Regions from separate parts of the Mus musculus genome. Here region 2 is linked to region 1. A link is a loop called in an ENCODE intact Hi-C map of the cell type or tissue named here. Cell type or tissue: heart. All regions are shown on one strand. Each heading gives the region's core, and the rest is flanking DNA. Links, peaks and the distances in the headings are about the cores only.

The links. Peaks named below come from ENCODE experiments on the same cell type or tissue, not always from the same donor. Only the 100,000 strongest peaks of a DNase experiment are listed, where the experiment ranks them.
Region 2: a loop joins it to region 1, with 1.9 times the contacts of the local background. A loop is called at or near these places in 1 of 42 quality-filtered maps.

Annotation. Positions count from the first base shown.
Region 1 is chr4:133,511,602-133,515,992 of GRCm38, forward strand. Gm42323 (predicted gene, 42323) reads right to left here. Exons shown (of 3, transcript NM_001378703.1): 3 at 1,273-2,451. The coding sequence ends at 2,323. Among named protein-coding and RNA genes, the nearest start is that of Kdf1, 5.2 kb to the right of the region's middle. In heart, for the core only: a CTCF peak has its summit at 1,621 (motif pointing left); a DNase peak (open chromatin) is centred at 1,600.
Region 2 is chr4:133,351,470-133,355,860 of GRCm38, forward strand. It overlaps a transcript of Wdtc1 not described here. Among named protein-coding and RNA genes, the nearest start is that of Wdtc1, 14 kb to the left of the region's middle. In heart, for the core only: no CTCF peak of the experiment used is centred there; a DNase peak (open chromatin) is centred at 2,052.

The DNA.
Region 1 (4,391 bases), core at 106-4,105:
CAGTTCCCAGCACCTATGCTGGTTAGCGACTCAAAACCAGCGGTAAGTCAGGTTCTAGTGTATGCAGTGCTCTCTTCTAGACTCCACAGACACCTGCATTCACACATGCACACGCACACACACACACACAATTTAATTAAAAAAAAATCTCTAAAGCCCGGCGTGGTGGCGCATACCTTTGATCCCAGCACTCGGGAGACAGAGGCAGGCAGATTTCTGAGTTTGAGGCCAGCCTGGTCTACAAAGTGAGTTCCAGGACAGCCAGGGCTACACAGAGAAACCCTGTCTCAAAAACAACAACAACAACAAAAAATCTTTAAAAATGTTTTTTATTTTTTAGATTTTATTTAGGTGTTTGGTGTTTTGCTTACATACATGTACATCTGTGTACAGATGCCCAACAGAGGCCAGAAGAAGGCTTTGGAGTTACAGTTGTGAACAGTCATGTGGGCCCTGGGAATTAAACATGGGTCCTCTGAAACAGCAGCCAGTGCCCGTAACTACTAAACCATCTCTGCAGCCCTTAAAACTATTTATTTAGTTTTATGTGTATGCATGTTTTGCCCACACGTATGTATGTATTTGTTCCACATGTATGCATTGTGCCTGTGAAGGTTAAAATAAGGTACCAAGTTCCCTGGAATTGGAGTTATGAATATTTGTAAGCTGCCATGTGGGGTGCTGAGAACTGAACCCCAATCCTCTGCAAGAGCAACCAGTGCTCTGAACCACAGAATCATCGCTCCAGTCCCAACATTTAAAAAAAGTATATATAAAATAAAATACAACTCATGGAATGTTTATTTCTAGAATTTATTTTGGTTTTGTTTGTTTTGACTGTGTGTGTGTGTGTGTTTTATTTTCTGGGACACTTCTCATTATTTAACCCTGCCTGATCGGGAATGATGAAGACCAGACTGGGCTCAACCTGGCAGCAATCTGCCTGCTTCTGCCTCTTGGATGGATATTCTGGGATTCAAGTGTAAGGCACTACACTGGTCTTTGTTTCTGAAATGTCTCTGTAATGCCATAGTTGGCCACCGGTAACTGAAACTGTAGAAAATGAAGCCGTGGGGGTTGGTGAGATGGCTCAGTGGGTAAGAGCACCCGACTGCTCTTCCAAAGGTCAGGAGTTCAAATTCCAGCAACCACATGGTGGCTCACAACCATCCAATCACGAGATCTGACTCCCTCTTCTGGAGTGTCTGAAGACAGCTACAGTGTACTTACATATAATAAATAAATAAATAAATCTTTAAAAAAAAGAAATTAATTAAAAAAAAAGAAAGAAAATGAAGCCGTGATCAGGGAAAGGCTCCTGTGCCGCCACCCACTACTTTACAGATATTTCAGAGGCACGGAAAGGTTCTGTGGCCTAACCAAATTCACAAACCCAGTAAGTAATAGAGTTGTGCACAGTCCAAAGCCTCTGGCTTCCGAGTTCATCCTGTAAAAAAAAAAGTGCTATCTTAGCCGAAGCTGAGCCCCTCTTCTATGAAAAGTACATTAGTTCAAAGTCTATATTCACACAGCGTGTGGATTGGTGCGCACCCAGAATGCCAACTCAGAGTCCGTGAGCCAACTCTGGGCATTTCCACTGTTGTGTGCTGCCCCCTAGTGCTCCTATGGGAGAATACACCAAGGCAGGCAGCCCTCAAGCGAAGGATGCAGTGAGGCTAACAGAACCTGATTATGGCGCCCATCTACAGTCCCCTGAGCCCCAAAGTGGCTGTGTGTCAGTTTCAAAACAGCCATCCGTGTGTACAGTTGTAATGTGTGTGACTGCTTCACGACCCTGAAACCCAACAGGTCCAACCTAAGTTAATTTAACATCGTTACACCCCCAAGCTCTCTGTCCATCCAGTTGCAGGCGTCAAAGATCTAGATGATCTTTGATACACCTCTCTTCTTGCAGAAGACCACGGACCCAGAAGCCTGAAGTAGAGACCAGAGAAGGTGACTGGAAAAGTATAATCAAACATAGCAGAGCAACAATGGCAAAAACAGAGGACTGATGTCAAAGCTATCGGGCATAAGGTCAAGAGGTACTGCTTACAAAGCCAGGGCCAGGCTGTGACACGGGACAGGAGTGACCCGGTGGGTAGAGGGTGTCCCCAGCATGCTCTGGGCTTGGAGAAAGAAGAAAAGCCATTTCAGTGCTGGAGTGTAGAACGCTTACCTACCATGTGCAAGGCCCCGAGTTTTAGCGCTAATACCAGAAGAAGAAAAAAAAAAGCTTTTAACTAAAACAGAAAAATGTTTTCTGTTAGGGATGTAGCTCGATTGGTAGAGTGCTCACCGGCATGCATGAAGTCCTAGTTTCTATCCCAGCACAGGATAAATCAGGCAGGTCTTGGGGCTGGAGGGGAGGGAGGGGAACCAGGGGTTCAATGTCATCTTCAGGCAATTAGAGAGTTTGAGGCCAGCCTGGGTTATATAAGATTCTGTCTCCTAAACAAACAAACAAACAAACAAACAAACAAACAAACAAACAAACAAACTTGTAAAAACCACTCAAGGAGAAGGGGTGTTAACCTGGATCCTTCACCCCAGAAACCTGTTCCCCTCTCTGTCTTCTTGGACTCTAGGCCAGTGAGCTACTCTGTTGTGCTTTCAGAATGCCATCTTTTGTTTTGTTTGCTTTAACGAGAAGTGAAAATTGAGCATATTCTTGGCTGGGCATTGTGGGGTGGGGTGCACACCTTTAATCACAGCACTCGGGACTGGTCTACAGAGCAAGTTTCAGGACAGACAGAGCTACACAGAGAAACCTTGTCTCAAAAAACAAAACAAGGACTGAGATGGCTCAGAGGGTAAGAGCACTGAATGTTCTTCTGAAGGTCCTGAGTTCAAATCCCAGCAACCACATGGTGGCTCACAACCATCTGTAATGGGATCTGATGCCCTCTTCTGGTGCATCTGAAGTCAGCTACAGTGTACTTATGCATAAATAAATCTTTAAAAAACAAAAAAAAACAAAAATTGTACTTATTATTTTATTTTTGTTTGTTTATTCTCATTTTTTTATGTTTTTTGGCACAGGGTCCCATTGCATAGCTCAGGCTGGATTCAAACTCACCATGGAGCTAGAGATTCAAGTCTGCCCTCAGACTTGAAATCCCTGTCCCCAGCTTTCTGCATACCCGGCTTTTAAGTTATTTTGTCGTGTGTGTGTGTGTGTGTGTGTGTGTGTGTGTGTGTGGTGTGCATGTGTGTATGTGTGCGTGTTTGTGTGTGTAGTGTGGTGTGCATGTGTGTGTGTAGTGTGGTGTACATGTGTGTGTGTGGTGTGCATGTGTGTATGTGTGTGTGTTTGTGTGTGTAGTGTGGTGTGCATGTGTGTGTGTGTGTGTGTGTGTGTGTAGCGTGCTGGAGTGTAGAACTATATCACCTAGGAAACAGGCCTGTGTGCACACAGAGGCCAGAAGAGGAGATTTGAACTAAAGCACTCAGGCTTGTGCAACAAGTGCTGTCACCCTGATCCATCACCCTGGCCCCTTAAAACACTTTGAAGTATCACTTTAACTGCAATAACTCCATTTATAGTACTATACAACCTCTTTTCAAAAATGTTTTCATCACTCCAACAAGAACTGTGTACCTAGGAAGCCATGGCTATCCATGATCTCCAGTCTAGCACTGAGTCCACTCTTTTTGCCTCTGTGAATTTAACTAGTCTTAATATGTTACATACTCATTTTATTTTAGGCAGTACTGGGGATTGAAGTTAGGGCCTGATGCACCAAGGACAGACACTCTACCACTAAGCTATATACACAGACAGTAATATTTCCTATTTGTGAAAACATGCAGTCTTTTTCCTTTCTTATATGCCTTATTTCACTTAACATACATGTCTGCAAGGTTCGTCTATGGTGTGACATGGTGTAAAACAAAAAATGTCTTCCTTTTTATGGCTAAACAATATTTATATATATATATTGCTTACCCAGTCATCTCTCATTGAACTCTTGGGTTGTCTGGTAATGGTGAAAAATGTCACAATGAACAATGAACACTTGTGATAGTTAATCTCAATTGTCAGTTCGATAAGATCTAGAATCGCCTAGGAGACTGTGAGAGACCAGCTAGAGGTCAGGTTAACTGACATGGGAAGACCTGTCGTCCACCAAGGGCGACCCCATTCCCTGGCTGGGACCCTGACCGTGCATTCATTGCTCTCTGCTTCTGGTGGCTATGATGTGACCACCTGTCTCAGGCTGCTTCCATAGCTTCACTATGATGGGCCAAACCCTGGAACTTTAAGCCAAAATAAACCCTTTCTCTCACAAGTTGCTTTTCTCAGTCCCCTGCTTTGTGTTGTTTAAATCACAACAACAGGAAAACAAAACAAACACTCTGTGGGTGAAATGAGATCACACCCTGCTTGT
Region 2 (4,391 bases), core at 218-4,217, 160 kb before region 1:
AGTGAGTTCCAGGACAGCCAGGACTGCACAGAGAAACCCTGTCTCAATACAAAACAAAACAAAAAATAACAACAAACAAATAATCTGGGGTTTTGGCATTTAAAACAATGTCTAGGGGCTAGAAAGATTGCTCAGTGGTTAAGAGCAGTGGCTGCTCTTCCAGAGAGCCAGGGTTTGAGTCTCAGCACTCACATGGTAGCTGAAAAACCTCCAGTTTCAGGACATCCAATGCCCACTTCTGGTCTCCACTGTTACCAGGCACACAGTGGTACAAAGATACATTCATGTAAAAATTCTCACACACATAAAATAAAATTTAGCCGGGCAGTGGTGGCACACGCCTTTAATCCCAGCACTTGGGAGGCAGAGGCAGGCGGATTTCTGAGTTAGAGGCCAGCCTGGTCTACAAAGTGAGTTCCAGGACAGCCAGGGATACACAGAGAAACCCTGTCTCGAAAAATCAAAAAAAAAAAAAAAAAGGAATTAACAAGCTAGGAGTGATGGCAGAGGCAGGTGTAACCTGTGTTTAAGCCAGCCAGGGCTACGTAGTGAGACACAATCTCAAACAAAACAGGCCAGATGTGGCAGTGCAAGCTTTTAATCCCAGCAGAACCAGTAGTATCTCCCTGAGTTCCAGGCTAACCAAAACTACACAGAGACAAACCTGTCTCAAAACAACAACAACAACAACAACAACAATATCCAAGAGCAAGAGATGGTAGATGGTGAGTCTAAAGCCCCCCAAATAGGAATCTATATGTAGATACCAGTAATTCCAGGATTTGGGGAAGGGTCAGGAAGAAGTGAAGATGTGCAGGACTCATGACACAGGGTCTGAAACCAACAGCCAGCCAGCCAGCTAGGCATGCATGACGGTGCTTACCTGTCACCCTAGTACTCCAGAGGCAGGCAGGGTGGTCCCTGTGAGTTCAAGGCCAGCCTGGTCTACAGAGTGAGTGCCAGGATAACCATGGTCACAAAGAGACACCCTGCCTCGAACGACCAAAACAAAACCAACCTCAAATGAATGAATAAAACAAGAATATTAACACAGAGATGCTGTGGGGACAGAACAAAGCTATACCTACAGGGTCCGGCGCCAAGCGTTGTTTAGTAACATGAGCCATTTGCTTTTCCACGAAGGGATAAAAGATATGGACACAGAAAACTGCTTCTAGTGAGCGATGAGGAGATCTAATCAATCTGATCATTGAACTCCGCTACTACTATTACTAGAAATTACACACCAACACCTCTCTTCTCATATCTCCTATCTCAAACCCCGCTCCATTCCCGCCACCCCTCGGGCTTCTGACCTGGACATATTTGTGACTCCGTGACGGTCCCGTGGAAGACAACTTGGCAATTCTCTTGATGGCACGAAAGCTTGCCTGCTTCTTGAAGACCCCTCTTCCTCTTCTGTTCCAGAATCTCCTTTCCCCGCCAATAGGTTGGCTTCTTCTCACTGGGGTGGGAGGGGCTAGAGACCACGGGTGAGCAAGGCTTTGCAAGGTTTTACAAAAGGCTCCGCCCAACTACTCCCAGCCTAGGAATCTCCCGCCAGTCTCCTTTAGTGGGTGTGGCTACTAAGAGCTTCTAAAGAAGGCTGAAACAGGCTGAGGAAGAGATTGGGGAGGTGGGCCACGAGGCGAACCTCTCTTGTCTTGTTTAGTTTGGTGGGGTTTTTTGTTTAGTTCTAGAGTTTGATTTGTGTGTGTGTGTGTGTGTGTGTGTGTGTGTGTGTGTGTGTGTGTGTGTGTGTGTGTGTGTGTGTTTTGAGATAGGCTACACTTATGTAGCCCAGATTGGCCTCAACTCACTGTGTAGCCCAGGCTGGCCTCGAACTTGCGTTGATTCTTCCAGCTTCAGCCTGCTGATTGCTGGGATCATGAGTCAGGCATGCACCACCACGCTGGTTTGATTTGCCTTTTCGAGACAGAGTCTCGGTATAGGTCTCCAGCTTCCCATGCAGCCCAGGCTAACTTCTAATCCCAGATCCTGCCCAAGGCCTCTGGAATACAAAGATTTACTGGGGAATTTGACCGCGCCCTACTGGGTGCTTGTGACGCAATTTATGTCAGCTGAAAGGGCTGGGTGGGGGAGGAGCAAGCTGGAGACATCGGGAAGTTACGACTGTGTGACTGGCTGAGTCACTGAGTAATCTGTCCACACCCTTGCTACATAGACTTCTGTGGCTTCCCTCATGTTAAAGTCCGGAGACCCAACCTTCAGTTTGAGTTAGGCAGGTACTTGCTCTAGACCCCCTTACATCTACCCGTACAATCTCACTGAAGTAATTACATAAAAATTATGCAGCCAGAACTGGGGTACCTCTCAGGTGGAGAGGTAGCTCTTGGCAAAATGAATTAATTGCTCCCTTGCTGGAAACCATGGTTTCAAGTCTCAGAACAACCACGATGACACACACACACACACCATTAAAATGAAGTCTAAGAAACGTGGGGAAATGCGAACTAGCCGGCAGATTTCCCAAGCAGGCTACTTTCAACCCGAATGATAGGTTTCCATTGCCTTTAATCTTATAGGTCTGTTACTTTCCCACTCTCCCTTCGCAGCGAGTAATTTTGAAGTGTTTGAATGACCAATCCCAGTCAATCCCAGCAATATTGGCATCTGCTGGTCCAAGCAATCCTCTTGCCTCTGCCTCCCTGGGAGAATGGCAGGAAGTACTCTCCTCCTCACATCTTATTAGGGGCACTAGTTGCTCACCGCTCTCGTAGGCGATGTTTAACCTTGATCACGTGGTGATATTTGCCAGGGCTCTGGGCACTATCCTGGTTACTCTAGCCACACGTGCTCCCTTTGTCTCTCCCTCTGGCTCCCTCTCATCCGTTGTCCTTTTTGGGTTTTTTTTTGTTGTTGTTGTTGTTTGGTTGGTTTGTTTTGTTTTTCGAGACAAGGTTTCTCTGTGTATCCTTGGCTATCCTGGAACTTACTTTGTAGACCAGGCTGGCCCCCAGCTCAGAAATCCTCCTGCCTCTGCCTCTGCCTCCCAAGTGCTGGGATTAAAGGTGTTTGCCACCACCGCCTGGCCCGTTGTCCTTTTTGGTAGCACATCTTTGTTGTTGTTGTTGTTGTTGTTGTTGTTGTTTTGGTTGATTGGTGGTAGTTGTTGTTGGTTTTGGTTTGGTGGTAGTGATCCTCCTCCTCCTCCTCCTCCTCTTCCTCCTCCTCCTCCTTTTTCTTTTGGTCCGGTTTGGTTTTGTTTTTCAGAGTCTATGTTCCACAAGCTGGACTCCACCTCTCTAGGTAGCAGGGAGGACCTTGAACTCCTGTTCTTCTTGCCTCTACCTCCCCATTGCTGGATCCACAGCCCAGGTCTTTGCCCCTGAGCCTGGCAGCTCCATACCATGTTCTTCTAATTCTCAAACTCCACCCTGCCCCTAGAGTTAGAAAATGGCAGCCCGGGGCTGACAAGATGGTTCAGTGGTTAAGAGCACCGCCTGCTCTTCCGAAGGTCCCGAGTTCAAATCCCAGCAAACCACATGGTGGCTCACAACCATCTGTAACGAAATCTGATGCCCTCTTCTGTAGTATCTGAGGATAGCTACAGTGTACTTACATATAACAAATAAATAAATCTTAAAAAAAAAAAAAAGAAAAAGAAAAAAGAAAATGGCTGCCCTTAAGTTCTGCTTCCTGGAAGGAATATAAACATTTAATTTTTCCCCTTTATTTAGTTATTCAAATTATTGATATCAGTGTAAACTCATGCATAGGTATTCTACAGTTTAGATTACAGCCCATACTCTCATTGATTCCATAGTTCAAATTGTTCCAGCTTTCTTTTTTTGTTGTTGTTTTGTTTTTGTTTTTGTTTGTTTTTTGAAACAGGATTTCTCTCTGTAGCCCTGGCTGTCCTGGAACTCACTCTGTAGACCAGGCTGGCCTTGAACTCAGAAATCCACCTGCCTCTGCCTCCCAAGTGCTGGGATTAAAGGCCTGCATCACCACGCCTGGCTTTGTTCCAGCTTTTTAAAGGGATTTTTAGGGTTATTTTTGTTCTGGTTTTTGTTGTTGATTTGGGTTTGGGTGGGGTATTTTGGGGGTTGTTGCTTGTTTTACTTTTTAATTAGGCATCCTTTCACTTCTTAAGCTCCTCCTTGCTCTCATGCACTATAGGATACTCTGGGTTTCTCTCTCATTTTTCCTTGCTCAAGTATAAGAATCAGTCATTTCTCCAAAAATTCCTGGTTCCTGTTATTAGAGAGGAATCGTATTTAGAAGCCACCTTCTGAGTGCTGGCTCATTGCTGGTTGCCACTGGGGAATATTCTTGTATTTTTATTTTTAGCTGTATTTTTTATTTTCATTATTTCAAAAAGTGTTTTGTTGAGACCCATCTCACTGTGTAACCAAGGCTGACCTTGC